2 separate regions of the Mus musculus genome follow, and region 1 is linked to region 2. A link is a loop called in an ENCODE intact Hi-C map of the cell type or tissue named here. Cell type or tissue: gastrocnemius. All regions are shown on one strand. Each heading gives the region's core, and the rest is flanking DNA. Links, peaks and the distances in the headings are about the cores only.

The links. Hi-C counts contacts between places; a loop is a spot of excess contacts. Peaks named below come from ENCODE experiments on the same cell type or tissue, not always from the same donor. Only the 100,000 strongest peaks of a DNase experiment are listed, where the experiment ranks them.
Region 1: it touches region 2 in a loop (2.0-fold over the local background); 2 of 42 quality-filtered maps call a loop at or near these places.

What each region holds. Positions count from the first base shown.
Region 1 is chr8:22,586,224-22,602,368 of GRCm38, forward strand. It overlaps Vdac3 (voltage-dependent anion channel 3), which reads right to left and starts at 7,590. Exons shown (of 9, transcript NM_011696.2): 1 at 7,461-7,590; 2 at 2,503-2,571; 3 at 1,330-1,379. The coding sequence starts at 2,569. It overlaps Gm30086 (a long non-coding RNA gene), which reads left to right and starts at 10,098. Exons shown (of 5, transcript XR_870239.2): 1 at 10,098-11,135; 2 at 11,647-11,758. In gastrocnemius, for the core only: no CTCF peak of the experiment used is centred there; DNase peaks (open chromatin) are centred at 7,286, 7,635, 7,717 and 8,196; H3K4me3 peaks cover 2,500 bases; H3K27ac peaks cover 2,500 bases.
Region 2 is chr8:22,849,432-22,865,576 of GRCm38, forward strand. It overlaps Gm46036 (a long non-coding RNA gene), which reads right to left and starts at 11,008. Exons shown (of 3, transcript XR_001778526.2): 1 at 10,823-11,008. Kat6a (K(lysine) acetyltransferase 6A) reads left to right here and starts at 10,115. Exons shown (of 18, transcript NM_001081149.2): 1 at 10,115-10,201; 2 at 12,086-12,171; 3 at 12,457-13,370. The coding sequence starts at 12,771. In gastrocnemius, for the core only: no CTCF peak of the experiment used is centred there; a DNase peak (open chromatin) is centred at 8,766; H3K4me3 peaks cover 933 bases; H3K27ac peaks cover 839 bases.

The DNA of each region.
Region 1 (16,145 bases), core at 6,125-8,624, 260 kb before region 2:
AGGAGCATAGCAGGTTCAAGCCTATCTGGGATACAGGGTAGGTTCAAAGAAAACACTGGCACCTTAGTAAGACCTTGTGTCAGATTAAAAAGGAAAAATAGGGCTGGGGGCTAGGGTGCAGTTCACTGGTGGAGTGCCTGCCCTGCATGCATAAGGCCCTAGGGTCAATACGGAACCAGAAGACAAAGTTAATCTACTTGCTGAGGTTTACTGAATGTCTGCCTAATGATGCTTTGAAAAATATGTCGGGGCTGGTGAGATGGCTCAGTGGGTAAGAGCACCCGACTGCTCTTCCAAAGGTCCAGAGTTCAAATCCCAGCAACCACATGGTGGCTCACAACCATCCACAACAAGATCTGATTTCCTCTTCTGGAGTGTCTGAAGACAGCTACAGTGTACTTACATATTAATAAATTATCTTTAAAAAAAAAAAAAAAAAAAAAAAAAGAAAAATATGTCAACATCTTAACTTCCAGTAAAAAAGATTGGAAGAGAATCAGTTAAAAAGCATAAAACTGAGCTTGGTGGTAGTGTAAACATTTAATCCCAGCACTCAAGAGGCAGAGGCAGATCTCTGTGAGTTCAAGGCCAGACTGGTCTACAGAGCAAATTCCAGGACAGCCAGGGATACATAGAGAAACCCTGTCTCCAATCATCATCATCATCTTCTTAAAAAGCAACAAAAAACCCACATAAAAACAAGGTCTTCTGAAGGACTAGGGTTTGATTCCCAGCAATCACAAGGTGACTCACAACTGAAACTCCAGTTCCAAGTGGTCTGACAGCCTTTTTTGGTTTTCTTGGGCACCAAGCACACACACACCAGGTTCAGACATACATCTAGGCAAAATGCCCATACACATAAATAAATTAGTTCACTTTTAGAAATATAAAATAATCTTGTATATATGTGTGTATATATACATATATAAATTATATTTCTATATTTTGTATAAATCAATAGTGAAAAAGATATTAAAATTAATTTATTTTTATAAAACTTGTATAGACCATTATAATGAAAGTAAAGGTTTCAGTACTCATACACATTCATGAAAGTTTATATATATGTGACAGGAGTCAAAAATATACATCCTGTATCATCTAACAGTGAGATGCCTGGTACTCTTATGAAGACAAGGAATCCAGCTGCCAAATTCAGCCTAACCGTCTCCTGGCTTTACAGCCCAGTGAGCCCGAGAAGGGCACTGCTATAGGGCAGGCAGCGGTGTCAAGAGCATGCTGGTTTATACAACAGGAGACAATTATTTTAAACCACGTCCCGTAAGTTAACATGCCTTAACCATTAGAAATATATTAGGTACTCACCACTCCACTACAAGACTTGGTTTTCAGATCTATCTTGACCATGCCAAACCCTAGAAACATTCAAAAACAAAGTAATATGTACAAAATGTAACTTTTGCTCCAGTTTTTTCAACTTAAAAACTATGCAAGTAATACATTACACATCCCATATGGAAAACACATGGTATTCTCATCAGACAAGAAGTTGAAAAGAAATTGAATTATGACAAAAGTTTAATGCTAAATGCCCTAAAAATGAATAAACTCACACCTCTAAAGTGTAAAAAAAGACAGAAAGAAAAAAAATGCACTATTCTAAAATCTAAAATGACTCGCATATCTATGTGTTGTGTGTGTGTATATATATATATATATATATATATATATATATATATATATATGTACTTGCACGTGTATATGTACATTTGTGTATGTATATGTGTATACAAGGTAAAAATATAATGAACATTAGTAGTAAGAAAAAAGTATACAGCACAGAAAAATCAAAAATTTAATATTTTAAAACCTAGAACATTTTCTAATTGTAATAAAGATAACATATTGTTACCAAAGAAATAAAAAGATGACATTTCTACTGTCATTAAAAATCAGTATATTAAAAAGCATTGTACAGGCTGGGAATGGTATCACACACCTTTAATCCCAGTACTCAGAAGGCAGAGGCAAGTGGATCTCTGTGTATTACAGGCCAGCCTGGTCTACAGAGCAAGTTCAGGTCAGCCAGGGCTACATAGTGAGACCCTGTCTCAAGAAAAAATAAAGAAAAACAAAAAACAAAAAACAAAACATTATACAGAGAGGGGATAAGCACTTTAATCATAACCAGAACTAGTAAAATGAGGCATAAATATTATATGTGGATGCTACTTCATATTACATATATTAGATATGCCTATATATGTGTGTTATGTATAACAACTGCTCTCTTAATGTTGCAAAGGAGCCTAAGGAATGAGAGGTAAGAGGCTAGTAACAGCCCTTAATGCCTGTGATGTACATTAATGGTCACTTTCCCTTACTTTACTAACAGAACATATCTTGCACATTTCACCAACTGAGCTATTCCCCAGCCTACAAAGCAAACATTTTAAGGATCTGTAAAAGCATGCAGCTGAATCCTCAGAATTCACCACAAACCCTGACTGGACATAAAATTTACCATTGTGTACTTACCATACCCTTTGTTAAAGACATCCTTGGCAGCCTTTCCTAGGTCGCAATAAGTTGGTGTGTTACACATAGCTTGAAAATGAAAACAAAGATTAACCATTTAGCATGTTCACTCCTAACTCTTCCACTCTTTCATCCCGAGATTTTTTTTTTCCTTTGCACCGCTAACACTATACCTTAATGCAATCAAAATTCAAAGATGGAGTTGTCCTAAAACTAGAAAATAAGAGTTTACTCTTGAGATCCAGAGTTTATCATTTTTATTGCACTTCAAAGGCAAGCATCTCACAGGTTTTGTTACACTGAGTTTTCTTTTTCACTGTGTGTGTGTGACAGGTACACACTTGTGCAGGCACACATGCATGTGTCTTATTCCTCGGGTGCCCTTTACATTTTTTTGAAACAGGGTCCGAGAGCTCCAAGGTATGGGATTCCCGTTCACACTACTATGCTTGGCCTTTTCAAATGGGTTTTGAAGGTCAAACTCAGATCCTCGGATTGTGTACTTTAGCAACTGAGCTATTCCCTGGACCACAAAAGAAACATTTTATGGAACTGTGAAAACATGCAATTAAGTCCTCAGGGTTGAGGTGTGAGAATCTAGCTTCAATCCCAATACCACACCCCACAGGAAAAAAGTACCCCGGTGTGTGCCTATAATCTCTGCACAGCTACTGAAGCACAACGTAACAAACTCAAGGCCAGTCTAGGCAACTTAGGGAAACTCTCCAAAAGGGAGGTTGTGGGGACTGGGAGGAGGGAGGGTTAAAGGCCTTCAGGGCTTTAATATTTTGCTACTCTGAAATTCAGTCCCTAAAATAAGACCTGATGGTTCAAGCCTGCAATCCTAGCTAAAGAGGCTGATGCAAGAGGACCTCAGAATGAGCCCATGCCTGGGCAACTTAATGAGACTGATCCAAAGGCAAGAATAACAGATTAAAGAGAACTGAGAACACTGGTAGTAGTAGAACCTTTGCCTAGCACACAGAGGCCCCAGGCTCAATCCCCATACCACAGCCACACCAGAAAAGCTTCACTGGGACTGGAGAGAGTTCAATAGTGAAGAGCGCTGGCTGTTCTTCTGTGAGACCCCGACTTAAAGCGTTTCTCCCTGAAAGGTAAAGCCCCTAAACGTTCCCCCAAGCTTGTTTTCCCTGATCTCTAAAAATACAGCCAGAAAGAAGCTCTTTGTTCTCTATAGCCAGCAAAAAGCCTTTTTGTTTCTATACCTTACAACCAGAGATGTGATAATTGTAAAAAGACCTAACCAGGCGCTTGTCTGGCTTCCTGTGCCAAGGACACGGAGATAAACTTTACAAAGAAGAGCTAGAACTCACTCCCCACTCCTCATGCCTTGTAATTTTACCAAGGACACCCACCAAAAAAGAGCTGTAGCCAACTCTTCCCAACTCCTCTCAATTCCTCACTTTTTCCTTTAAAATCCCCCTAGAGTTACCGCTCGGGGTCAAACTCCCCTGTCCTGCACGGCGAAAGGAGTTCAGCTAGCTGACAATAAAGCCTCTTGCAGTTTTGCAACAGGTGTGGTTTTCTCTTGAGTTATTGGGGTGCCGGCCAGCTCATCCTGGGAATTGAGCGGAGGTCTCCCCAGTTTCAGGGATCTTACACTTCCAAAGGGTGTCAACATGGCCTCTCACATCATCTTTAACTCTAGTTCCAAGCGCTATAATGACCTTTTCTGGTCTCTATAGGCACCACACACATGGCACATAGACATGCATTTGGGCATAACGCCCATACACACAAAATTACAAAAAATTAAAAAGAAATAAAATGTAAGAGCTTTGAAGCTGGGTGTGGTGGTGGTACATGCCTTTACTCTCAGCACTCAGGAGGCAGAGAAGGGCAGCGTGAGGCCAGCCTTGTCTACATAGAGAGTTCCAGACCAATCAGAACAACTTAGCCAGACCCTGTCTCAAAATTTAAAATAAAATAAAAGGCTTCAAGAGACTGAACCAGGTGTCTCAACAGACTACAGTAGAAGGATATCAAATCCATGATCAGTCTGGGTTCCAAGATCCTATCTCAAAACACAAATGAAGAAACAAACAACCTACGAAAGCTGAAGTGGTGGCTGAGCAATTAAGAGCACGTGTCAGGCAGCCCATAACCACCTGTAACTCCAACTCTAGGGGATTTGACACACTCAGCAAGGATCTGCACACAGCTGACATACATACAAACACACAATATAATAAATAAAGATTTTTAAAACCTACTAAATGAAATATACTATTCAAGAATAATCTTTCTTTTCTTCCCATGTTTTCTTTTCTTTTCTTCCCATGTTATACTTTTACTACTAGCCAGAAATGGAATAGAATCTATCTGCAATAACCTGCTTACCAAAAATAGGTGTGAACTTTGAAATTAAAACCTTTGAAAACCAAGGTGCTTTCTATCTTTCCTACTCATTATTTACCCAATTTCTGTAGAAAGCCAGTATGCTGAATTCTCGGTGAACACAGATCCCTGCAGCAATTTCTATTGTCTTCCTGTTAAAGACTCAAAAGCCAAGTCTAAGCAATCACTCAACTACCTCAAATAATTCCATTAGTGGGATTTTATGACACCAGAAAATTCCAAAGTACCAGTCAGCTTCCAGGCACTCCCACCTGGGGGCCACATGCAGCCAAGGATACCTATGAATGTGACTCTATCTACAAAAAAGTAAACAGGAGATTTGAGGCTAGTGAGGTGGAATTAAGGCACTAACTGCCAAGACTCAGGACCTGAGTTCTGTCCCTCAGACACACTGGGTGGAAGGAGAGAACCAACTCCCACAAGTTGTCCTCTGACACAGCCAGTGGCATGCAGGCATCTAAACACATCAAACTAACTCTCTAATTTGGGGCTAAGATAGCTCAACGAGGTACAAATCACCAAACCTAACAACCTGATTCTGATGCCAGAACACATGGTTGGTTGAACCAACTCCCCTAAGTCATCCTCTGACCGGCACACAGGGGCAGAAGAAGCAAAAGCGTGCACAAGCGCAAGTGTGCAACACACATGAAATATATACATGAATAAAGACAAACAAAACACAGGGTGGATATGGGGAAACGTGACTTCAACCCCAGCACTCAGAGGCAGAGGCAGACACAATTTGTACATCTGAAGCAAGCTAGAGGTGCTACATAATGAGACTCTGAATAAAAATAAAAATTAAAAAAAAAAGCCTGACTGCGTGACCTTAATAGATGACAAAGTTGTTGACCATGAACTTTGTAGATGAAGTTGTGTCAGATCAACAGGTTGAACACATCTTCCAGTTACGATCACTATGCCTGAACTATGGACACTTTGCAAATCATTTAAATAACTACCCTGTATATTTATACTCAGTCAGTCCAACTCTTAATCCAATTCCTGCTAGGCTTTTGCCTATAAATAAACAGGGCCTTGGTTTATAGCCCAGGCTCACCTCAAACTTACTGTGTAGCAAGGTTGACCTCTCTCAACATATGATAGTCCTTAGCTTCCGGGGAGCTAGGATTATAGCTGTGTGCCACCATATTCAGCAAGACTTATGTCCTAACTGGAAAGTCATTGAAAATTTGTACCTGTCACATGCACACACTATGATATAAAGTTAAGAGGAAAGAGCATACAAAAAAAACATATATAAAGTCGGGGCAAAGGAGATGGCTCAATTGGCAAAGTGTCTGTCACACAAGCATGAGGAACTGCATATGAGGACCCACACAGCACTGGGGTAGGGAAAGTGCGGAGACAGGAAGACTTCTCAGTTCAGTGAGGAGACCTATACCCAACATCAACCACTGGACTCCACATGCATACGGATGTGCACACAAACGTGTACATACACCACATAAACAAGTTCACACACACACCCAAAATTTATAGAGAAATGGGGATGGCGTATGGGTAAAGCACTTATCTTACATAGAAGAGGATCTATAATTGATGCCACGGGTTTTATCCAAGGCATCAATCAAAAGGAAAAGTTAAGGAGTCAAGGCAAATGAGTGGTATTGATGTTCTACATCAATCTATAATAAAATTCTGCTCTATGTTACAGAGTTTGGAGTCCACTAGCAGGGTAATTTTACAGTCCCGGTAGTAATGTAAATCTTTTGCCATCATTCTAGGAGGGAGGAAACACAGGTCTTACGTATTCAGACAGAAACGTTTATACAGTTTTAGGTTTTCATACTGATCAGGGAGAAAATAAACCAAGGTGGTCGAAATGTCTAAGTGCTATTTACAAGCTGCGTTTAGCGTTTTTGATCCACTGTTTCTCAAAAATCATCACTTTGCAAAAGTCAAGTGGATAACTGAAGTCGTTCATGCCCAAACTGTCCCTTACTCGGACCCATGATTCTAATGGGAAATGCACTGCTGGTATGATCAAGCAAAAAAATCGAGAAAACCCGGACTCCATGTTACTCGAGAGTCAAGCTACAACCTCACAATCATCTTAGCGCTACAAGACAGCTATGCACCATGCCCTGAGGCTGCATTAGAGCCTGAGAGGACGACAAAAGGCACTAACTAGAGGAGACAGCTTCTCTTTTGTTCCTTGTTTCTGCTTTTTAAGATGCATGAAGAGCATCCACCCTTCGGCCGTCGGGAGTGCAAGACACGCCTGACAAGTGCTGGACACACCAGACAGCGGGGTGAGGACAGGGTCGGGTGTAGGTTTGGGGTTCCGGGACTCGTCCTCTCTAGAAACCGCCCGCCTTCCAGCCTGGCCCCGGGCAGACCGCCAGTGCGCACGCCGGGTGCGGCGGAAGGTCGCGGCCGGCCCAGGGCGGCGACTCCCGCCCTCAGGCGACCAACAGGGTCCGGGCAGCGGAGTCTCCCCTGCCTCGCCTCGCCCTAGGTCGGCGCCCCTCAGCTCCTCCTCCGTGGCCTCGGCCGGCTCCTCAGGCCCGCCGGCCATCCGCCCACCCGGCCCGCGGCAGCGGTCGCCTCACCTACAACCCGAGGGTGGGCCCGTCCCGCTCCACCAAGGCAACGCTGAAGGTCTTCTCGAACCAACGCCGTCTGCGCCTGCGCGACCTCGCTCCCCCGCCGCGCCTGTGCGCCTGCGCGCCCGTCGTCCCCCAGCGCGAGTGCGCGCGGCGCGGCGCCGCGCCTCAGACCAGACGTGCAAGGGGCCCCGCGGCGGGCGCCTAGGCCAACTGTCCGGCTGCGCGTGCGCGGGCGAGTGCGCGGGCGCAGTGGGGGCCCTGCTGGCGGGTGACCGGCGCGGGGTGGTGTGGAAATGGCCGAAAGGCCTTTGAGGACCTTTGCTGGGCCGGGAGGCGCGGCTCTCGCGAGAATGTGCCAAAGCCGTAGCTACTGTCCCCTGAAGGGGCGCGGGCGGGCAGGGCGCCAGCAGAGACCCAGGGCGGGCTCTGCGGACGCGAGCTGCCAGCCAGAGTGTCGCTCCCAGACCCTGCCACCCTCTCTATGGTGGATGACTTGCAGGTCTTTATGGGAACTTCGTCCCAGGTCAACTGTAATTTTAAAATGTGAGTCTTCTCAGTTGGAACGATGAGAGAAAACCCAGGCCCTAGAGGTTAGGCGACTGCGGGCTTCTAGAGCATGCAAGTTAATTCAAGAGAGAGAGAGGATGGAGAGAGAGCTCTTCTTAGAAGAGAAATCAATGTCGCAGGAATTGTGCAAGGAACACACCACTGCTTTAGAGCCACCTTAGTGACAACCGATTCCCCAGCAAACGGTTAAGGAGATCCCGATGGTTCCCAGGACTCACTCACTCCGCGGATTATTTACTGAAGAGGAAAGGACCTTCACAGCCAGAAAATCGCCTTCACCAAGTGACTAAAGCTAACTTCAGGTGCCCTGTCATTCACAGAAAGGGACACAAGTCGATATTCTTATATTCTTGGTTGTGAACCTAGCCTTTAACGGCTGAGCCATCTCTCCAGCCCACGAGTCAGTATTCTTAACAAAGCATGTAATTTGTCTATGGGCGAGAAAGCAAATCCAAATTAAGGGACGTTCTGCGAAGCAACTGCTCAATCTTCAATGTCATGAAAGATGAAGAAAAGGGTTTAAGAACAAAAAGATGTAATGCTAAAGTGTTTTTGTGAGTCTCAGTTGGACTGTGGATAAAACAAAAGGGCTATTGAACACAACCAAGCAACTGAGGAGATTTGAGTAAACTACACTAGTACACTAGTACTAGAGCAACGTAGAATCTGAGGGTACTGTGCCTTGGTTATGTACAAATGGCCTTTTTGGAAATATTTGTTGATGTTTCTACCGCTAACTCTTTTTATTGAAAATAATTTTTCATACACTATATCCCGGTCATGTTTCCCCACCCCCAGCTCCTCCCAGATTCCCCCAACCACCTGACTCCATGCCTTCTTTATTTCTCTCTTTAGAATACAAATAGTCAAACAAACCAGAACTTAAAAAAAGAAAAATAATAAAGAGGAAGTACGAGGAGAGTAGACACATAAACACAGAGTCCATAACATACACACAAAACACAAGTAAAACAAAACAAAAGGCCCAAAGTCAGAATCATTGAGTTCATTTTGTGTTGTCCCTCTATGGCTGGGCATGGAGACTCCATTGAAGAAAACCATTTTGTTTTCTTTGCAAGTGGATGCCAATTAGAGATAGTTTCCTGTTACGGATGGAAGCTTGTGTCCACTTGGAAGCACCACCTGACTTGACCCTGTAGTTCAGTAGTTTCTCTACCATCACTTACACAACTCAGCCCTGTTGTGTCTAGAAGACACTGTTTCCTTGGTATCATCCCCCAACCCCTCTGGTTCTTACAATCTTTCCACTTCTCTTCCAGTTGCCTGAGCCCTGAGGGGAGAAATTTGATGGAGACATCCCATTTAGGACTGAGTGTTCCCAGGTCTCTCACCCTCTGAACATTGTCCAGTTGTGAGTCTCTGTGTTAGTTCCCATCCACTGCAGGGGGAAGCTTCTCTGATGATGACTGAAAGAGGCACTGATCCATGAGTTGTTGCAGGATATTTGCTCACATTTAGAACCCCAGGACTGTGCACTGGAAAACCCTTATTCTGGTGTGGCTCAACCATAGCACACCCAGAGCTTTCTGTAAACACAAGCTAAATAAAGTCACCGGCAGGTCAAGAGGTAGAGCAAGCAACCGACTGAGAGAAAGTGAGCAAAAGGACGGTCTTTGAGTTAAGTAGTATTTAAGACAGCATAGAAAAGGAGAAAGCTTTTTTCTTCCAGGATGTCAGAGGAGTAGGAAAGTCAGCTGCTTTCTCTGCTTCTCTGAGCTAGTGGGCTTTCACCAGAGCTTTCTGGCTTCTAAGTCTTCATGTGGTAAATTGAACGTTTGGGATTTTGTTTTAAAAACAACGGATATAGCAGAATATTGTTAGGACTCATTTTATACCTAAATTCCTTTTTTTAGAACAGTAGAGTTTGGTTTTTCTCCTAGATCCATGGCCTATCTAGTCTCAGGTTCTTGGCCACCAAAGCAGTGTGAGGCATGTCAGACTCATGAGGTAGGTTTTAAATCCAATCAGACAGTGGTTGGTTACTCCCACAACTTTTGTGTAGGCATACATTTTCTTTGCAACCTACTTTTAATAAGGGTTCAACCTCTCCTCTGGCCTGCCACCCAGCAGAGGTAATGGAAGAGAAAAGATATTAGGATATGGGAGAAGTGGACCTGTTCAGCATTAATTCTTTGGGGGCAGGCTTGATCTTTCTCAGCAGTTCAGTCCTCTAGCAAACATCAAATATGACTCAGCCGCTGCAGACCAGCCCTCTAGGCAGGCAGATAACACACATGGACTAGCAACTACAGTCCAGTCCTTTTGCAGGCAGACATCAAGTACAAACCAGCAACTGTAATTCAATCCTGAAGAAACCGCGAGACTCTCCAACCAGCCCAAGACAAAGCTGCTGAAATGGCAAATTGCCAAAGGAACTTCACGAGCACTCCTTGGACAAATTTCTCTCTATGGCAGCGTTGCCACAATTTGAGCTCAACACAATATAAGACAAACCAATACATGTGTGTTGTTAGTAAAGAACAGCGAGGCGGAGCAAATCAAACCAATGCTCAGTGCCTGTCTCCCACTGTGGGGTCATATTTATACTCCTTCATCAAGCATCCTTCCACGTGTTTGCTGTATCAGAACATCCTTTTGTTGTGCCCAGATTGTAAAAACCCCAAAGAGACCACCAGGAATCACAACCCGATGTTGTCACATGAGGGTCTTGATTCAAGCTCCAGCTTGGGCCACCAACCTTCCTGATGGAACAGGAAGGAGAGTGAACCCCCAGGTCTAAGCGAAGGGGGTTTATAAAGGAAAAAAACAGGTTTTCCAAGCCTTGGCCTTCACTCCATGAGAGGGTAAAGGAATGCCATCCTTCAAACCTGATAGCGTTTGTTCAGAGAGCGGAGCAGAGCCGCGCAGCTGGAGAGGGACCTTTCTGAGCAGGGAAAAGTAACTTAGTGTGCTGTCAGAAGCTGGTGTATGGTTACAAAGTGGTCAGATCTGCCTGGGAACACCTCATTGTCTCTCTCCCATAGTCCAAGAAGTGGGCCTTTATCATTTCAAGGATATTGGCTTCTGCTTCCTTCAAGGGCAGGAGCCATCTGCACCCAGAGGAATGTTGGTTGTTAATCAAAAGGAGATGTGAGTTACATGGAGATTAGGTTATGCTGCTTTTCATCTGTTCCCAAGGCTGGCATTTGCCCCCCACACACACCGGGGGTGGGGGGAGTCGTCAGAGGGAGGGAGTGCTAACTGCTCTGGCTCTGCGAAGGGTCGGGAAAGTATAGGATTTGATGCAGGTTTCCTGTGTCTCTTCACTTTCATCTGTGTCTGCTTCACTAATGCATCCTTTCACCTGTGTGCCCCAGCCAAACATCATTTAACATAACTAACTTCCCAAGGAATCTAGAAGGTTCCACTTCACTTTTGCACCACGATTGCACCAGCACATCTTGTAGATATGTCACCTTTATAGGTGACAGGGTTCGTAACAGGGTTGGTGGTTACCTTTCTCCTCGGGTAGCAAGCAGGGTACTTTCCAGTACCATGAAAACCAGTCATAGGGATGAAGGGTCTAGTCCAGCACCATCTTGACTGCGTGTTTAATGAGATAACGTATGCTTTGTCTTCAGTAATAGGCCCTTAATCTCAGTTTGCAGAGACAACCAATATCCTGAGTTCTCTGATGGCTTCCATGGGGGTCCCTTTGTCCAACAGTTCAATTAGCTATAACCTATTCCTGGCACTAGAGGTTCCACTTGAAGGTAAGAGATGCCTAGTTGGGCTTTGTCTCCTCAGTATTTTTGGTGATCCATCTAGATTTCTTTCATATGTGTGTATATTTTAAGAGCTTCTACTCCAGTATGTTTCCCTGTTTTCCCTGCTCCTTCTCAGCTAAATACCCTTTTTATCTGTCTCTAACTATATAGTCTATTTCCCCTTTCCTGGAGATCTCCCCCCCCCTCCCCACTTGTGTCTTATTCTGTGCCTAATCTCAGTGGTTATATTGATAGTAGCAGACCTACTGAAGGTTTAAAAGCTAACATCCACATGTAAGAGAATACAGAGAGTATTTATCTTTATGGGTGTGGGTTTCCTCACTCGGGATGATTTTTTTTTTCTTGCTCTATCCATTTACCTGCAAGTTTAATAGTTCCATTTTTAATAACAATAATATCCCATTGCATAAATGTTTCAAGTTTTCATTATCTTTTGATGGAAATCCAGGCCATTTCCAATTTCTGGATATTATGAGTAGAGCAGCAATGAATGTGGAGGGGTAAATGTCTCTATCGTCTGATGTAGAGTCCTTTGGGTATATGGCTAAGCATGGTATAGCTGGATCTTGAGGTAGATCTATCCCCAACATCCTGAAGAACTCCCACACTGATTTCTGTAGTGGCTGCAAGTTTGCACTCCCAGCAGCAATGGAGGAGTGTTCCCCTTTCCTTGGACCCTGGCCAGCAGGAGCTGTCATTTGTTTCATTGATCTTCATGCTTCTGAGTGGTATAAGATAAAATCTCAAGGTCGTTTTGATTTACATCTCCCTGACGACTAAGGATGCTGGAGATTTTTAAGTATTTCTCATCTGTTTGTGTTTCATCTTTTAAGATCTCCTTGTTTAGTCTTGTGCCCCATTTTGGGGGTACCCAATTGGGTTATTTTTTATTTTGGATATTAGCACTCCATAGGATATTTAGTTGGTAAAATAAATCATTTCCCATTCTGTAGTTTCCTTCTTTGTCTGAATGAGGCCCTAGTGGTTTAAATGAAAATGCCACCCCCCCCACCCCCCCCCCCCCCCGCAAGGCTCATAGGTAGTGGCACTATTTGAAAGGATTAGGACACTGACTGTGTGGCCTTACTGGAGGAAGTGTGCCACTGGGGGTGGACCTTGAGGTTTCAACATGTTCAATCCAGGCCCAGGATATCTCTTCCTGCTGGTCCAGATGTAGAACTCTCAGCTCCTTCTGTAACACTATGTCTGCCTGTGCCCTACCATGCTTCCCACCATGACAATAATGGACTAAACCTCTGAACCTATAAGCCAGCCCCAGTCAAATGTTTTCTTTTATAAGACTTGCTGTGGTCATGGTCTTTCCAGTAATAGGACACTAACAGTCTGGTGTCCTTTGCCATGCAGAAGTTTTTCAGTTATAGTGCCTGTGCTATTGGTGCTCTGTTCAAAAAGTCATCTACCGTGTCAAGGAATTCAAGACTAGTCACCACTTTCTCTTCTGTCAGATTCACTGTATTCAGCCTAATGTTGACGTCCATGATGCATTTAAGTGTGCAGTTTTGTGCAGGGTGATAAATATGGAAATATTTGCATTTTTCTACATGCAGTCATCCAGTTTGACCAGCATCATTTGTTGAAGATGCTGCTTTTTTACCAGTGTGTATTTTTGGCTTCTTTGAAAAAAACCAGGTATTCATGTGTATGTGGCCTTCTGCCAGGGTCTATATTCTATCCCCCTGGCCAGTCGATGCTGACACCATGCTATTTTTGTTACTGTAGCTGCTTGGTAGTGAAACTGCAGCCTGGGGATGATGAGTCTCTAGTTCTCTAATTATTCAGAATTTTTGCTTCTAGATTCATTGAGGAACTGGTTTTTAGGTTTTCTTTTCTTTCTTTCTTTCTCTAGGTAGCAGGACAATTGTGGCCTCATAAAAAGAATTAAGTAATGTTTCTTAGTTTCTATTTTTGTGGGATAATTTTAGGATTACTGGCATTAATTCTCTGAAGGTCTAGTAGAACTCCTCACTGACTCTGACTGTCCCTGGGCTTTTCCTGGTTAGGAGACTTAATTACAGCTTCTGTTTTACTAAGTGCTAAGGGTTTGTTTAAGTTGTTTATCTGATTTTACCTTGGTATTGTCCTATATACCAAGAAATGGATCCATTTCTCTGATGTTTTCCACTTTGGTGAAGTACGGATTTGTAAAAGTATGTCTGTCCTTATGATTCTCCCGATTTTCTCAGTGTCTATTTTCTCAGTGATATCCCCACTTTTGCCTCTAATTTTATTAATTTAGATCTTCTCTATCTATCTTTTAGCTAATTTGGCTAAGGGTTTATCAATCTTATTTATTTTATTAAAGAGCCAACTCTGTCCCATTGATTCTTTGAGAAAATGACCTACCTGAGTCCTAGTCAAATGTGGGCACTCTGGCTCTCAGTGTTTCTAGGTATCAGGGTCTGACTCAGAGGAATGGGAATGGGCCAGGAGGGAGGGATGAGAGTGTCAGCTCCTAGGTTCAGCTGAGCCCCCAAGGAATGGAGACAGGGTAGGAGGAAAGACATCTGCAAGTAGGCTGCCACAGCGATGGGGGGCAGGGGGGAGGTGAGAGCCTACCACCAACTCTTAAATGGCTAAAACAGAAAACAGGGGAAAAAGAAACAACAAACAAATATAAAAATTATTAACAATTGGTGAGTCTAGGTGGAAGACAATGTATGTCTTAACTATTTTTGAGATATTCCAATAAATTCTTGACATTTCAATAAAAAGTTAGGGACATGTCTTAGTCACTGTTTTATTTCTGTGAAGAGACACCATGACCAAGCAATTCGTATAAAAGAAAGTGTTTAACTGGGGGCTTGCTTACTGTTTCAGACTCAGGGGCAGTAAGCATGGCAGCCATGGTGCTGGAGCAGTAGCTGAGAACTATGCCCTGATCCACAGGCAGAGAGAGGAAGCACTGGCCTGGCCTGGGCTTTGAATCCTCAAAGCCCATCTCCAGTGGCACACTTCCCTCAACGAGGCCACACCTACTCCAATAAAACCAGGCTGCCTAATCCTTCTAATCCTTTCAAACAGTGCCACTCCCTGCCTAAGCATTCAAATATGAGTCTATGGGTTCTATTCTTATTCAATTAACTGCAGGGAGAAAAAATTAGACAAAGTTGTAATGATTAGCACTCAATAGAACACATATTAATTGCTTACTGTTTGTGAGACATTTCAAATAAGAAGTAAGAATGATAAATGTCCCCAAGGGACTTATACAACTTGGAGACATATCTGCTGAATGAATCAGCTTATGATAAATGCCATCAGCAAAGCAGAATAATCAATAACCTAAATAAAGTGAACTTTGTAGTCAAAAGAGGCTGGTTCTGTTTCTCAGATCTGCCAATTTTATAGTCTAAGAACAACCTCTTGGGGTTCCGTTTCCATATCTTTGAAATAGAACTCAATAATGTCTACCTTAAAGGACTATAATGGATACTTAATAATGTATTCAAAGCACTTGCCAATTGGAAACATTCATTCATAATGAAATTTAATATGCAACATTGGAGAGTGGTTAACATTGGCTGCTCTTCCAGAAGACTTGGGTTCGATTCCCAGCGTCCACATCACTGCTTACAATGCTCTGGAACTCCAGTCCCAGAGGATCAGACACCCTCTTCTGGCCTCTGCAGGCACCAGGCACACATGTGACGCATGGTCATAATACAGATAAAATTACCCATAAAAAATATATATATATATACACATATGTATTATGTGTACATATTATATATATAATAAATAGATTTCTTGAAAAAGCTCATGTATGGTAGGAGTTTAAGAGATACAAGTAGAGTCCATATCTGTTTATGTGTATTTGTCTCCGCTTGTGCTCTGGATTTTTCCTGATCTTTGTTAACTGTGACAGGCTTTAAAATAGCACTTTGAATGGAATGTGACAACATTCCTTCTCTGTCCTCTGACTTCCCAACAGTCTTTCTTCTGAAAGGACCTAACAACACCACTCACATGGCAGAGAGCTGCCCTCTCCCTACACTGGAAGGCAGGCCTGTTCAGCAGAGCCACTGTTAATTAGAAACAACATTCTTTTGCTCCCTGTCCTTGTGGCTCGGACAAGTTAACACTTCCTGTCTATATCAAGCCATCTTCACCACCCCAGAACTGCAGCTCCCTCCCTATCACACCAAGGTCTAAACTCTTGGAAAATGTAAAAATCCCGGAAACATGGCATGCTAGTCCGATAAAACTAATACATTGTACTGGTTTTGAACAGGAAGGGCACTGTTTGGGGAGGTTTGGACGGAACAGCTTGCTGGAGGCTGTGCATCACTGGGGCAGGCTTAAAACACCTGGCATTAAAACACCCTCACACTAGTCCAGCTTATTCTCTCTG
Region 2 (16,145 bases), core at 7,310-9,809:
TCACCGTGCTTTCTTATAGAACCCAGAGTTCTTATCCCAGAGGTAGCGCCACCACAATGAGCTGGCCCCTCCCACATCAAATCACTCAAGAAAATACGCCACAGGCTTGCCTACAAGCCAATCTGGTGGGGGCATTCTCTGTCTCTCAGTCTTTTGGAGTTTTGAGACAGGGTTTCTCTACCTAGCCCCACCATCCTGGACTCATTATGTGGAGCCCAGGCTGACTGAACTCACAGAGATTCTCCTGCCTCTGCTTCCCGAGTGCTTGGATTAAAGGCACGTACCACCATGCCCCGCCGAGGTAGGGGCATTCTCTCAATTGAGGTTCCCTCTTCTTCCAAAGCGACTCTGGCATGTGTCAAGCCGACATAAAACTAGTCAGTATGCGTGTGAGTTGTTGTAAAAAAGGAGAAAAGAGTGTGAGAAAAAAAATGTGCAATAAAAAAATCTGACAATATATAAACCGTGTCCTGAAAGAAAAAGAAATAGGTGATTATCGCTGAATTTTCCTAAAACAGATAAAATATAGCAAGCACAACATTGGAGGGACTTCCTGGAGTCACTGTTTCACTTATGGACTCAGGAGGAGGGCACGGGGGTGGGGGTGGTGAATACCAGGAAAAACTTACTGGTAAAACTTTTAAAAATTAAAAGACAAGAAAAGAAAACACAAAAATAAGTCAGAACCCAAACTATTTGAGCTTCCCCAAGGTATCTGCTGAGAGTAGCTTCCAGCCCTTCCCAGAGATGCCAGATCCGCAGATGTGCAAGCCCTTCAGACTGCTGCATTGCCGGCATGTTACCTGCCTGTCAAGCCTCCCGGAGACGGCACTGCAGCTTCTCCGTGGAAGTTGCTGTGATATAAATGGTATGTAATTACTGCGTCGTATCATTTAGGCAATGGCGATGACGTCTGTAGTCTGTGAATGTTCGGGTAGCAGCAGTTTTCCCCATGTTTTTGACTCATGTTTAGCTGAGTCTCTAGAAGCACGAGTCACGGAACCCGGAGCTTCGCCAGAGATGGCCATGTCCGCACCAGTGCAAAGGTATGTGGGAAAGCAGAAGAGAACGAACGGGAAGGCAGCTTTAAAAGGCAAAGAATAAAAGCAGAGACAAACTTTGCCAAAGAGAGCCTAGAACCAGTGTGAAGAATAATAAAGTTTCTAGGGAAACAGATTTTGTCACCAGCACAACTGTGACAAAGCTGCAGACAGACACAGAAATGCACATTGGAGGAAAGAGCAACAGAAAAGCCTAAAATGCTGGTAAGTGTGGCTGAGTTTGGACTGGACAGGATAATACAGGGACTGTAAGGTCTTATATACTGATGTATATGTGCAATTGATATTCATGACAATCATAAACTCAAATTTGTGATGTGGGGGCTGTTGACAGAAAATGGCTGTTTTAAAAAATACAGAAAAGTGTTTGTTCTGAGCCATATATGAATGACCATGGCTCCTGAGAATGGGGTCATGCCACCCTGAATGACATGTTATACTGTGGAAGAGGATACATGTATTTTTATAGTCTGCGAACATTAGAACTCCATAAATTAATACATATGTCCAATTCATTGATGTGGTGGGGGCACTGTCTGGCTAAAAGAATTCTGGGAAATCTCTTTTAAGGGTTTCAGATAATACAGCGTTTAGTTTTAGAGTTGGTGGGGAGTAGAAGCCTTTTAGAAGCTTACTGATACAATCTGAGAAATCTCCCCAATAGAATTAGACCAGATTTAAAATTGAAGGTAATTGGCCATTAAAGGGCTTAAGATAGTCGAAGATAATTTCCCCCAGTGATGTTCCATCTTTCTGCGATCACCAGAGACTAGCTAGCTAATGTCTAGTAGTCCGCAGGAGCTTTCAGAAGGCTACAGTGGGATCCATAGAAATAAGAAGGGACCATCAGTGGGTGGGTGCGTGGGGGGCAAGAGAGAAAGGAAGAGCTCAATGGTAGGAAATGTCGAGGGAGGCTTAAATTGGGAGGTGGGAGCTTAATATGGAAAAGTGCTATGTTAAGCATGGCTCCAGGGGACAGATGTGACAGGAGCATTGAGGGAACGAAGAAAGACACACGACATACAGGAAATCTAGGGTTAAGTGGCCTGGGCTCTTGGCTGGGGAACCTTCAGCACTCCAGAGCTCAGTCTGTTTATTACAGAGTTTCACAGAGAGGGGTTATACACACAGATACACGAGGCAGGGTTTATGGTGTAGATCTGGACCAAGGAGACAGGTTTAGCTTATCTTGGTAGAAGCAGCCTCTGTAGGAGAGTCTCTGAAGGAGCTGTCTTCAGGCCACACATACCTAGTGGGGAGAAAGCTATGGTGGACGATTCCTACATACACTACCAACTGCCAACATCGGTACCAGAGGAAGGTGTTGCTGTTCCTCCATCTGTCTGAGGCTGTGGGGTCCTTGTCAAAACCATGCAAGTATCAGCAGCACACTCGCTCACTCACTCACTCACTCACTCACTCACTCACTCACTCCGGGTTTCCTCTGCTCCCTACAGAAGACAGAGCGAGGAGGGAAAGCGATCAGTAAGGCTGTCTGAAAAAGTCACCAGGAATCATGCTATTATTTACTTGCAATTACACACAATAGTTATAGTGTGTGTGTGTGTGTACTATATTATCTGAGTCAGGGTTTGTATTACTGCAACAGAACACCATGACCAAAAAGTGAGTTGGGGAGTTGGGGAGGAAAGGGTTTATTTGGCTTATGCTTCCAAATCCATGGTCCCTCATTGGAGGAGGTCAGGATAGGAATTCCTGGAGGCAGGAGCTGATGCAGAGGCCATGGAGGGATGCTGCTTACTGGCTTGCTCCCCGTGGCTTGTCTAGCCTGCTTTCTTATAGAGCCCAGGATCACCAGCCGGGGGATGGCACCACCCACAATGTGCTGGGCCCTCTCCACATTGATTACCAGGGGAGAAAAAGCATTTTCTCAACTGAGGCTCCTTCCTCTTTGATGACTCTGACTTGTGTCAAGTTGACACGTAAAACCATCCAGTACATACATATAACACACCTTATAACTATGCACAAATATAGTTTAAATACAATTTTAAATCTGGGCGGGCAATGCTTCACGACAAGAGCCATACACTACTCCCAGGCATGAGAAGCCCCCTTTCCAGTTGTTGGAAAGGGCTGTACACCAGGTTCCTAAAATATACGGCCTATTGCTGTTTCCCGTGCCTGACTCCCAGAGGTTGAAGAAAATAAACCCTTATTGCTATAGGTACCATGCACTTTGGACACAGGATCCACAGGATCTGAGCAGGATCTGACCCAAAGCCTTCTCCCCAAGTACTGGCTTTCATGGTACTAGAGGGTACCATGTAAGCTTTCGAGCAACCCATAGTCCCATGGAGCTATTATGCCTATGAACTATAGCAGTGTCCTGCATGGCACTATGTACATACGGATGCAACAAGTAACAGTCACGCCTTTGTGGTAACAGCTTTGTAAGATCAACCCAACAAGAGGGTACTAAGCCTGGTACTGGACACCTAGCTAACAAATCAAGGGCTAGTGAGGTCATGGGTCTTAAAGGAAAACATATATTTTATACAAAGGCTCATAGACTTTAATGTTTGATGCCCAGCTGCTGGAACAGTGTTGGGAGGATTAGGAGGATGTGTGTCACTGGGATTGGGCTTTGAGGTTTCAAAAGCAGAAAGGGTAGAAAGATTCTAAGAGGTAGGACGACAGGAAGTTTGCTGTGTGTCTAAGTTTGACCAGTTACTGTATCACATGTAAATGTACCAAATGTGAAACTGTGTCTCCTTGGGGTGTCTGAGAGGATACAACCGTAAGTTTCATCAACATGGCTGCTTAAATGTGATCTGAGCAAGGTTGACACCAATAGACTAACACAGAAGGGCAAAATCAATTGTATGGGGTCCTGATCTGAGACAGCTGCAGTGACTATGGAATGATTATAGAGGGAGGAACAACCTCCCAGGGGGAGAGCTCCCAGATGGTTTGTCCCTTTTATTTATCCATGGGTGTTTCTGGTTGTGTGAATGTATGCCACGTGTGTTCAAAACACTCAGAGTCCAGAAGAGGATGTTGGATCCCCTGGCGTTGGAGTTACAGGCAGTCATCTACCACTCAACAAAGGCTAGGGTTGACAAGGACTGGGAATCTAGTCCCTGGGGAGAGCAAGAAGTGATCTTAAACTGCTGAGCCATCGTTTCTGTTCCCATAAGTAAAATAGTATAATGAACTCAAGAGAAGTCAAGATAGAACAAAAGACACAAGATGGACGAATCGGAATAAAACAAAATACAAATATACCAAGTATAAGTCTAACCTTTACCCGTTACTATATTGCATGTAAATGTACTAAAAATATTTCCAGTGAAAACAGGATAAAGTTTTAAACAACGAGACTTCGCTGACTTTTGAACTGACTTGGAATGCATAAAACATGATTACCAAGAATAGCTGAAAATCAGGGACTTCTGGAGCAAGTTATTGAAGGTGTGCAGAACAACTCGGGGCAGGGGGTGGGGGGCACTGGATGACTCATTAGGACTGTGTGCCACCCTCGGAAGGGCAGAATGGAATATTGCTGGCCAAAGGCTAATACCTTGTCTTGAGCTAGCTTTGGCTGGGGACAGCCATTCCTTGCCTAGAGCATCCTGTGACTAACAGGTCAAAATCTTTTGAAATCTTAACTTGGTAGAATGCATCCATTAACCTAAAAGCTAAGAAGGTCGGTCATCAGATGGCATCTGAGGCCTATTGAAGCTTCTCCCATCTTGCTCTAACTGCTTCTCTCAAGGACCCATCAACGTATTTCAGACCTGCCTTCATTTATGACTTTCTTTGTTCTGTAACACTATAAAACTTCGTCAAACTGCCTCCATGTTGGAACATGGAATTTGGGGTAACCTGAGTCTGTGTTTCCAGGCTGTGGTCACTCAGAATAGCTCCAGAATAAACTAACTCTTATTCAAGATGAGAGCTGTGCTCTTTTTATTGACAATTGTGGAGCCACAAAATGGACCTCAGAGATCCATCCAGTTTTCACTGGGTGAGTCACCTGAGTGGCAGCCAGGTACCTGCATGGACCCACTGAGTCCAGGCCACCTGTTACTTCCATAGGTGGATTGCAGGGGAGTTCTTTTCTAGGCTCTGGACCTCCCCCTGTATGGTTGCTGGTCCATTTGTTTATTCTGAGATGTCTAATTAAGGATCCTAACTTGATAGCTACCTATTTGGTCTGCTTTCAAGTATTTCATTTTAGGCATCTGTTTTGTTTGCTTTGAAAGAATTTTAAGCTCTAGACATTTAGTTCGGGTTCTGTTTGATTTCAGATCTCAAAAGGCAATTTAGTTTATGCTTTTCGAAACTTTGAAGGCATTTTGGTTTCTGTTTGTCTTTGAAATATTTTGACTTATTATCATTTGGCCTTTGTTCCCTGACACCCCCCTTCAAATGCCTAATTCTGCAGTTCCCCCGATGCTTCTCTTGTGACACTGATGAGCCCAGAGCTTAGGAATTTTATGAGCACTTGATCATAAAAGACTCCAATGGACACCTGTTCCCTCCCACCCAAAAATTATCAGGGGAACAGCCCACCACATGCACTGGACTCGGGCATGATAGAGAACCCCACAAACACCCCCCACACCCGGGTTAGAATGGACTTTACTGGCTCTCCTGAGGAGACATGTAAGGGACTGACTGGTCACCTGGAGTCTTAAGCACACTTACATTCTGATAAACAAGCAAGGATAACCCTGAGGCCCAGTGGGAGAGGGTGGTGATTTTAGGCTCAGAGCTGGGAAAGCCAATCCCTAAAGTATCACTCAGAACCAACCCAAAACATATTTTCCCCTGGCTAGCACAGACAAGCAATATTGCAGGAATACATATATTCTACACACACACACACACACACACACACACACACACACACACACACACACACAACTTGGGGAAAAGGTTTCCAAAGAGGAGGGGATGTTCGGAGATATGCTACTGTCAATGCAAGGCCACAGCTCTCAACCTAATGTAAGAGTTAATTCTGGAGCCATTCTGAGTGATTATGGTCTAGAAATACAGTTTTGGGTTACCCCAAATTTCTAGTTCCAACATGGAAGCAGTTTGGTGAAGTTTTATAGAACAAAGAATGTCATAAATCAAGGAAAGTCTTAAATACATTGATGGGTGTATCACAGAGGCAGTGGCAGCAAGATTGGGAAAAACTTTCTATAGGTCTGAGTTGCTATCTGGTGACATCCTCAGCTTTTGTGCTAATGGAAGCTAGCAGCCCTGTTAACAAATTACAAAAGGGTTTTACCTACTATTAGAAGGATATTAGCTCTGATACAGAGGTAGGCTGGGGATGGCTGTCCCAGAGCTCCGGCTAGCTCCGGCTAGCTCTGGCTTAGGTACTTATTAGCCTCTAGCACTGTAACATTCCCGTCTCTCCAGTGTTCTGCACTTCACTCAATCAGTCTCTGCAGGCACAGCTTCTTTCCAGTTCTCAGTCACAATTTTCTGCTCACCCAGGATCACATTGTGTGAGTGGACTGCATGTTGTTTATTAAATATTATAAGGTCTTTCCTAGCTAGGAAGGCTCAGTCGTAAGATCTGATATAGACGGGGAACGGTTGCAGTTTTCAGGACAGATGGCTGGCTGGTAAAGCCATTAAGGAGCCCCAGACCATATCAAAACTATTAGCCATCATGATCCAGATATGAGTTATTTTTCTTGTACCCTCTTTATCTGCATATGCCACGTGGCAGTGCTACTAATCTAAACTTAAGTCATCAAGGACACGGTGTGGCCTGATGGATCCAAGGCAGATGATGGACACATGTGGCTAAAATACCAAAAATTTGCATAATTTAAAATTAGATTGACTATGTTTCCCCTCACATTTATAGTTCTTTGTACTCTATGAGCTATCTCACTTATATTTAAATTCTTGAAAAATGAACTTTGGAAGGAGACACTGTAGTACTATGTCTCCATTTTTAACTAGTAAAATCCAAATATGGTTCAATTAATTTTTAAATCCTGGTTAGCTGTTTTATAGGACATTTTAAATACTTGAAGCATTAGTACTTAAGGTATAAAACACCAAAAATGTAATTAGAGATTGATGCTTTTGGTATAATTTTTGGACAGAAAGGATTGACATAAATCTTTGGGTATCTCTAGCTAGAGTAGATAGAGTTCAGAGTTAATTGAAAAAACACTAGAGGTGGGTTGTTTTTTTTTTTTTTTTGGAACACACATATATATATGTACACAACATACATAATATACAAGGTAAGGTAGAAATATTAAATATCACAATTTTAAGATCTAAGTGCAAACCTTTTCTTTTTAGATAGTCAGTCATCCATTATATTAACTATACCAAACAATTCTTTTTGGAGTGTTATACCTACTTAGAATATTCCTACTAAATTAAATAGTGATTGTGAAAGTTGCTTTAATGGACAAATGTTTAAATCTGTTCATCCAGTTTGGTCTATGAGATAAACAAGTAGCATATCTTGTAAAGCATTTTTAACGTTGACACTAAAATTAGAATCACAGAGTCTTCACTGAAGGATAAAGAAAACCAGGTGGTTTCGTCAACTAAGAAGGAAAAGAGGCACCACATCAAAGCCTCCATTCTGATGAAAAGATCAGGACTGCAGTCAGGTACTCCCAGCTCACTCTCAGGATGGGAAACCCAAGGCTGCCAACGTGCTCACCTCTTCTGGGAGCACATTCAGGAGGACTTGAAGGTGCTGGATGATGCTTGTCTAACTGACTGACACCTGAGTGCCCCCAGTAACTGCACATTGCTTTCACCTTTGGTTTCTTAAATACTCCTGTCATTAGATTTTTAAAATTGTCTGTGATATTTAACATTCTACCTGGTGAATTTCTAAGTGATAAAATAATACTGTTAGTTTCAATCAAGTTATAATAAGGAAATTATGTCCTGGGTCACAGTCACTTAGAATGGACCCAGAATAAACTCTTTTATTCCCTTTAAGATGAGGACTGTAGCTTTTTTGATTGACAGAGGAAATAATCTTCAGCTGTCTGAATTGTCTCAAAGATCAACAAACAACACCCCCCCCCCCCAACTCCAGAGTTACACTAAATTCTGCCATTTCGGACAGCAGGTGGACTTGCAAAACTGATTTTTTTTGCTGCAAAACTTATAAAGATCTCTGAGTATGCCCTTTAGTAATGTATATCTAAAACAAACAAACAAACAAGCAAACAGGTGCGTGCGTGCATGCGTGTGTCCATTCTTGGAGGCCTGTGGATGATACTATGTGTCTTTGCCGTAACATTGTCTACCATATTCCCTTGAGATGGGGAGTCCACTGAGTCTTGATCTTGGTCATCCTCCTGTCTTCAAATTTCTCTTCCACTAGTAATGGAATACAATTTGGGGTTTGTAGAGAAGTGGTTTTGGGTGATCCAATAAACCTCTCCACAACTGCTTGTTATCAACATCAGTATAGGGCACTGCAGGCCCTTTGCGTGAGTTTCCCAGGCTAGTATTAATATGGAATAGTTTCAACAGTCTAGTGTGCATAGTCGTCTGGGCAAGAATTAGGGTGGAGGAGGGCTACTCAGATCTGAAAGCAGGGAATGAGGTTTGGAGACAGGACATGAGGTGAGGTGTAAACTTATTTCTCAGACGCTTACAAATGCTTATTCACTATAAGCGCTGTTTTGAGCCCTTGGCATCATGTTGGTTAGATGCTGGGATGCCAAATGGCACTGTCGAAGAACATTAACCTGGGAATATACTAAAAGCATTACGACTACACCTGAACTGTAAAGTGAATAAAGCACAAAACCAACAAAGTAATATCAAAGTTATGGCAGCGACTAGCAGGTGTTTTTTTCCTTTTTGGTAAAGCTATGATAAAATGAGGTGGCGGGGGGTTAACAGTCTAGGAAGGGGACATAAACCAAGTGCAAGGGTAGCAGCAATACAAGTCTCAAGCTGTTGAGCTTTAACGTCTTTCCAGGGAAGGGGTATGTGTGTGTGGGACTCAATCTCAAGAGTTTCTAGTGGACCAAAGACAAAGAAACAGGTAGCCAGTAGCGGAGAGGCTTGCCCTAGCCAAGAGTCTCTGCGGTTCAGCCATCAAACTGCACAGGGTAGGAAAAGAAGAGAAAGACCCAGGTTCCACAAGCAACCGTGCCATAATAGCTGTGTGACCTTGTCCAAGTCCTAGAAACCGAGCTCGGTGGGTGGTGTTTCTTATAAACATGTTTCCAAGGTTTAGTGACTTGCGGGCAGGGGGGTCAGTCAAGTGCCCTAGGTGGGCATCTTGTTGGCTGACAAGGAGTGTCCAACTTCGTGCCCTCTCCCCTTTCTAGCCAGACTATTCTTTGAACCACGGGGGGATGAGCAGCTGGAGTGCAGAGTGAGCAGAAAGGCGAAGGCAAAAGAAGGAACTCCTGCCACCCGCGTTCCCCCGCCCAGCCACGGAGCTCCCGAAGCCACTGTGTGTGTGTGTGTGTGTGTGTGTCCCCGACCCTGCAAGGCAGCCGCGGGTGCACGCCCCCGGGCGCTAACAAGGGCCTGGGAACCCGGGCGGACGCCGCGCGCCGGGAGCTCCGAGCTTCCTAGCTCCGAGGTTTCGGCGTCGCGCCGAAGCCGCCCCACCCAAGCGCCCGCCCGCCCGCCCGCCCGCCCGCCCGCCCGCTCCAAGTTTCCCGGGCTGTATAATCCGGGTGCACCTTCCGCCTGTGGCCTCGCCATTCTGCCCGATCGCTGCGCGTGAGAAAGGAGGAGGGGACGCCCCCAGCTGTTGGCCTCCAGCCCGGCCAACTCCCGCTTCCACCCGGGCTTCGGCCTTTTGTACCCGCCCCACGTGACCCGCCCAGCGGCTCCCTCCACCCCGCCCCCCGTGGCCCCGCCCTCCGGCCCTTCCCGGCGACGAGCCGGCTCTTCCAGCTACCGGCCGCCCCCCTCCCGCGCTCCTCCGCTCCCTCCCTCCCGCCCGCCCGCGCAGGCTGTTCCCGCTCCCTCCCCAGGCAGCCGTTCCCTCGCGACGCTCCCCTCCCCCCGCGGCTGTTCCGCCGCTTGGCCTCCCCTCCCCCCAGTCGGAGCTCACTGTCTCCAAGATGGCGGCCGTGTCAGTTTGGGGCATCTCCGCGGTCCGGCCCGGGCCCCCGGGATCCCGGCTGTCTTCCCCCCAGGTAAGGAGCCGAGGGGCCGCCCCCGGTCGCTCCCAGCTGCCGAGCCCGAGGCTAGGCCGCCCCGGAGTCTGCTTCGGCGCCTCGCGGGGACGGCGGGCCGCTTGCAGGCCCCGCCGCGGCCTGCGCCGCCTCCCCGCTGCTCTGCGCCAGGCCTCGGGCTGGGCGCCGCGGCCGCCCCCTCGCGTCCGACTCCGCGGCCCGGCCCGCGCCCGCCCTCCGGGCTCGCGCCGACGGGCCCGCCGCCGCCGCCGCCCTAGCTCCGCCGGCGGCCCACTCCGGGAGCCGGGGCTCCCTGGCGCCGAGCAGCCAGGCCGCGGAGCCTGGGGCTGCTGTGCGGGCTCGCCCGCTCTCCCTCGGGGGCGCGCCCGCCGTCCGTCCGCCCGCCCGCCCGCCGCTCCCGCCGCTCCCGGCGCCGGGCGGGCGCGCACTCCGGGCTGTGCGGAGTGCGCGGAGATCCGAGCGGGGTTGAGCGGTGCAGGGTGACAGCCTGGTGGGTGCAGTGGTCTGGAGCAGGCAGCACGTGTGGTGTTGTGTCTGTCGGACTGTCAGCCCCTAGCCGGGACGGGTGGCGGCGGGCTTGCCTGTCAAGAGCTCCGCGACTTTGGGCCGGACCTGCCCTACCTGTCAGGCTCCGTCACAGCCGGTGTCCCCCTTGCTGCTCTTCTGAGCCGACCCCTTGGAGCGAAGAGCTCGGAGGAGCTGGGGCTAGAGCTTACTATGCTCCTAACTCCACGTGATTTCATTGTTAACTTACTCTCCGGGCTGTGTTTCCATAGAATGGGACCGGCGAAGCGGTCCGCTGGCAAACTGCGGGGCTCTGCCGCTTCAAGTTTTTTTTAAAGTTCCTTGGGCTTTAAATCGAGGGCGCGCGCAGATGTGTTTTGGGTTGGGAGAGAGAGCGGGAAGGGCTTTGCGAGCCCGGCTGGTCTTTCTTTCTAGCTCGCGAGTGTACTTTCTGAGAGTTAGGGTTCAGATCTTCAGAGCGTTGGTTTGTGCAGACTCGCAGATTGGGGAAACTTCCGGCCGGAAAGACAATGTGTGACTGTCATTCATTCTTTTTCACCTGAAAACTCAGCCACATAGGGTGTTCCCACCTTCTTAGGTCTTAGTCCTGGTTACTTTAAAGTTAGTGTCTATATCAGAAACATCCCTTGGGTAATAATTCTGATGTTTGTCCTCGTAAAACCTCCACTAATATGAAGCACCCCTCCTGGGGAGGGGGGTACTTCTTTTAGTTAGCTAATTTTGAAATACATTTTGGCCCCGGGTGCTAATGCTTTTTTTCTTACTAGTACTATTTCATTCCTCATGTATTAGTCTCCCGTTTGCCTGCACACTGTTGGGAATAGTTGCTGAAGGGGTGCCCCCGCCCCTTTTTTGCTGTGTTTATATTGTACACGTGCTCCAAAACATGAGAAGTTCAAAGTTACACTTAGTTTTGGAGGAACAAGTTCAGAGGTAGTAGTATATTTGTTTTTGTTTTATTGACTAATGTACATTCTGAGATAGCAATCTCAAATTTACATTTTTATCAGATCATAGGCAGTTACTTGTTTTCTGTATTGTACGATTTTACATGTATCTGCATTTGATCCAAATGATTCTAGGCCTTTCTTATTTCTAGTTTATCTGTAGATTATGTTTGACAGTTGTCATTTCCTTCAGTGTATGGGTATTGGTGAAAGTTTGAATGAAATTCCTTACACACTTTGACACTAAGCTGTTTTCGTTTGCATTACTCTCCGTATTGTGGTGTGTGAAGCAGGTTTATTTTCTTTCGTGTAGGAACTGATCAGATTGCTGTTAGTGGTTTCTGCAGAGCTTACTGTCTGTTTCCTATCCACTGGAATTTTGAAAGCTGATCCACTTTTGCTTTTGTTGCAGGATTCTTCCTACTAATCCAGATACTTGTTGAAGTGCTGAATAGTTTCTTGGGGACAATGTGGAGGACGAGTTGACCCCCTAGACTGGTGAGCACAGATTGCGGAGGACTAACTAGCACTCCTCCGGTTAGTTACGGCTGAGGTCGTTTGTAGACATCTTTAGTTCCTCATTTTACTTTAACTACTCAGCTTCTTCTCCTTCTGTTTTTATTCCCGTGGTTTCCAGTTGACTGTATTGATAGTGCTGTATTTAAGCTCTTGAGAGTGTTGTTAAACACACTGCTTTAAGACGCGACTAGGAGGTTTCATTTGATAACTTATTCACAGAGCAGGCCTTGATAGAAAACTGACATTATTTTAATTTCTTCTCAGGCTTAAGATACTCACTTTCTGCTTGAAGCCGGGAATGAGATGTGTGGAACCCAGGAGTGTGTGTGGAGTAGACACCAATGCGTTGTGATAGTGAGGATTTTGAAGATACGACAGAAAAACCAGGCGTTTTGATTTCTGAGGTAAAAGTAGGCTGTAAATCTATTTTGTGAAAGGAGGGAAGACTCAGGCCAGAAATCTTGTATGCTATGGTTAACTGGTTCCCATCCTCCGAGAATCCTGTTTTCCATGGTGTAAGACTTACTCAGCATCAGGATAAGGGATAACGACTCTATGGATATACAGAATCCTTCACCATGGTAAAACTCGCTAACCCGCTGTACACGGAGTGGATTTTGGAGGCCATCAAAAAAGTCAAGAAGCAGAAACAGCGACCTTCAGAGGAAAGGATCTGCAATGCCGTGTCCTCATCCCATGGGCTGGACCGCAGGACTGTGCTAGAGCAGCTGGAGCTGAGCGTCAAAGACGGGACGATTTTAAAGGTCTCAAACAAAGGTCTCAATTCCTACAAAGATCCTGATAATCCTGGGCGAATAGCACTTCCTAAACCTCGGAACCATGGAAAATTGGATACTAAGCAAAGTGTGGATTGGAATAAATTACTCAAGCGGGCATTTGAGGGCTTGGCAGAGACTGGTGGCTCAACTTTGAAAAGTATCGAACGTTTTTTGAAAAGCCAGAAGGATGTATCTGCTGCCTGTGGAGGTAGTGCTGCCCCTGGGTTTCACCAGCAGCTACGATTGGCCATCAAGCGTGCTGTTGGTCATGGCCGACTCCTCAAAGATGGACCCCTCTACCGCCTCAACACTAAGGCAGCCAGTGCTGAAGGGAAAGAGGGCTGTGAGTCGCTCTCGTGTTTACCTCCCGTGTCACTGCTTCCACACGAGAAAGACAAGGTAAGGAACGTTAGCACCAGTGTTCACAGGGCAGTAGCATAGGAGTCACGTTCACGGTCCTGGGAAGTTATGTACACAGTCAAAGCTTGGGGGCTTTTGGGAGCTCTAGCTGTGAAAACTGAATAGGTTTTAATAGTTGTAGTACTTTAAAGTCTTTGAAGCTTTCTGTTCAGAGTATAGAGTGTTGACAACTACAAGAACGCATTTAGCTTAGCATGCAAACTTTAGATTGAAGGTTCTATAGTACCTTACTGTTGCAACTTGATGAACTTAGAAATGCTGGAGACTTGACTCTGAAAGAAGTGACTTACTCTACGGAGTTTTTCTTTTTTTTTTTCTGTTTTGTTTTAGTCTATCATTACACAGGAATGAGGCAGATTCTTGTGATCCATAGTAGGGGCTAGCAAATCAGTCATTCCCAATTCTGTGTTTTAAACAGCTTCCTATCATGTGTTATATTTTGATTTGTATCTTTTTGTTTTTTATTTTTTATTTTTTTGAGACACAGGGTCTTGCTTTAAAAAAGTCCAGGCTGGCCTAAAACCTTACTATCATCTTCTTGCCTCTGCCTCTGAGCGAGGAGCGCTGGAATTACAGGTGTGTGCCACCACACCTCGTGTGCCTTTGAATAGAAGGGAATCCTAAATGTTATTTGTGACAGCAGTAGTTCTATGGGTTAGGAATACAGTATCCTGTATTATAAAAAGTTCTGGGTTGTTTTGTACATAGACATGTCCCTTGCTCTGTTTTGTGTATTGTCATTTTACGAACTTGAAGGCATAGCAGCAGTACATCTCAGCCTTTAGGAGAATCCTGGGGGATGGAGTATTTTGTGTGTGACTGTTCTTTCACATCAATAGAATGCTGTTAATTTCTTGTATACCTAGTGTATATATCATAGAAGGTACTTCTGGGCAAAGACTTTTGGTATTTGTTTAACTTTTTTTGATACCATAATATAATTACATTTCTCCCTTCCCTTTACTCCCTCCAGACCCTCCCATATATCCCTTCCCAATCTCCTTCAAATTCATGACTTATTTTTTTCACCAATTGTTATTGCATGCATAAATACATATGTACATATTATATTGCATAATATACATGTATATCCCTAAAGATAACCTATCCAGTCCTTAAGTGTTACTTGTGTGTATGTTTTCAGGGCTGACCATTTGGCTGTTGGACAGCTGATTGGTATGCTCTTCCCTGAGGAAGGCCACCTCTCTGATTCCTAATTTTCTTCATTTGCCTATAGTTCTTTGTGTAGGCTAGAGGCCTTGTGGACTTTTCTCTGTCTAGTTGGCATATACATTGGTGCTATCCTTGTTCAGTTTTGTAAATGTATTCATTGGGACTAGAGTCCACAACTCTGCATTTTGATTGGCTATGGCTTTATGTAGTGATCTCCGGTTGTTGCAAAGATGAGGGGTGAAGATTATACTTAACCTGTGGTATAAGGACAAATGTTAATAGACTGTTGTTAGGGATTTAGTAAATTAGTAGTTACAGTTTCTTCTCCAGTAACCATGACTTCACTAGCACTGAGTAGTTAGGTTTCTAGTACCAGACATGGGATGGATCCCTCTTGATGAGCAGATGTCAAGTCCAAAGGAGCTGTTGGTTACCATCAAGGCATGTGTGCTACTGCTGCCCCCTGAAGCTTATGTCGTGGCAGTCCTTGATGGGGTTCCTCGGCATCAGAGAAAGAAGACTGTTGGGTGCCCCCCTCCTTTGGAAGCTTACACATTTCCTTCTGATACCATGAAAGCCAGTCCTCAGGGAAGGGGCATTCAGGGCAGGTCCAGCTCGGGGTCCTCTGGGTTCTGTTTCTGAAGTCCATGGTCTCTTTAGGAGTAGGCACTTACCTTCTGCCTCTGGGAAGCAACAAGGGAAACAGCAGTGTGCTGTGTGTTTTGGGAGTCAAAAGAGAGAGGGTCTCTTTTCTGGAATTGAGGTTTTCATTGGGTGGTCTGATAGGTTATTAGAGGGGATACTATCAGTCCATGTGAGATGTGTGTTTATACACAGAATTGTATGTATTATAAGGTGGTTTTTGTGTGTGTGTGTGTGTGTGTGTGTGTGTGTGTGTGTGTGTGTGTGTATAGTTAATAGTATGATTCTCTGTGGCTTCTGCAGATATCCTTAGCCACCTTATTTTACCCACCTTGCTCTTCCTCCTGTGTACACTTTTCTCCCTCATCCCTAAAGAGCACAGCTCCTTTCCATTTTCCCTGTCAGATCACTTGTATCCTGCTATCCCTCTGCTCCTCACATCTTGTGCATTTACCTCCTTGCTCTCCATAAGGAGTTCCCTGTATTTTACACTCTCTCTCTCTCTCTCTCTCTCTCTCTCTCTCTCTCTCTCTCTCTCTCTCTCTCTCTCTCTCTCTCTGTCGACTCTGTGTGTGTGTGTGACCAATGAGGCCAGAAGAGGCTGTTAGATCCTTCAGAGCTAGTGTAATATAGATGGTTGTGGGCTGCATGAAGTGGGTGCTGGGAACTGAACTTGGGTCCTGTGGAAGAACTCTTAATAGCTGAGTCATCTCGTCATCCTTCCTTGTATTTATTAGCATCCCATTAAACTACATTTTTTTTGTTGTTGTTGTTTAGAAACAATTAGAAAGTAACAATACTTTTGCTTTCTTGTGGGAGAGTGTTGAAACCTAGCGTTTACAGGTGGCCCAGATTGGGCTCAGCTGTGTAGAAATCCTCCTGCCTCGTCTCCCAATACTGGCATTAGAGGCATGTACCACCGTGCCTGGCAGTGGTATA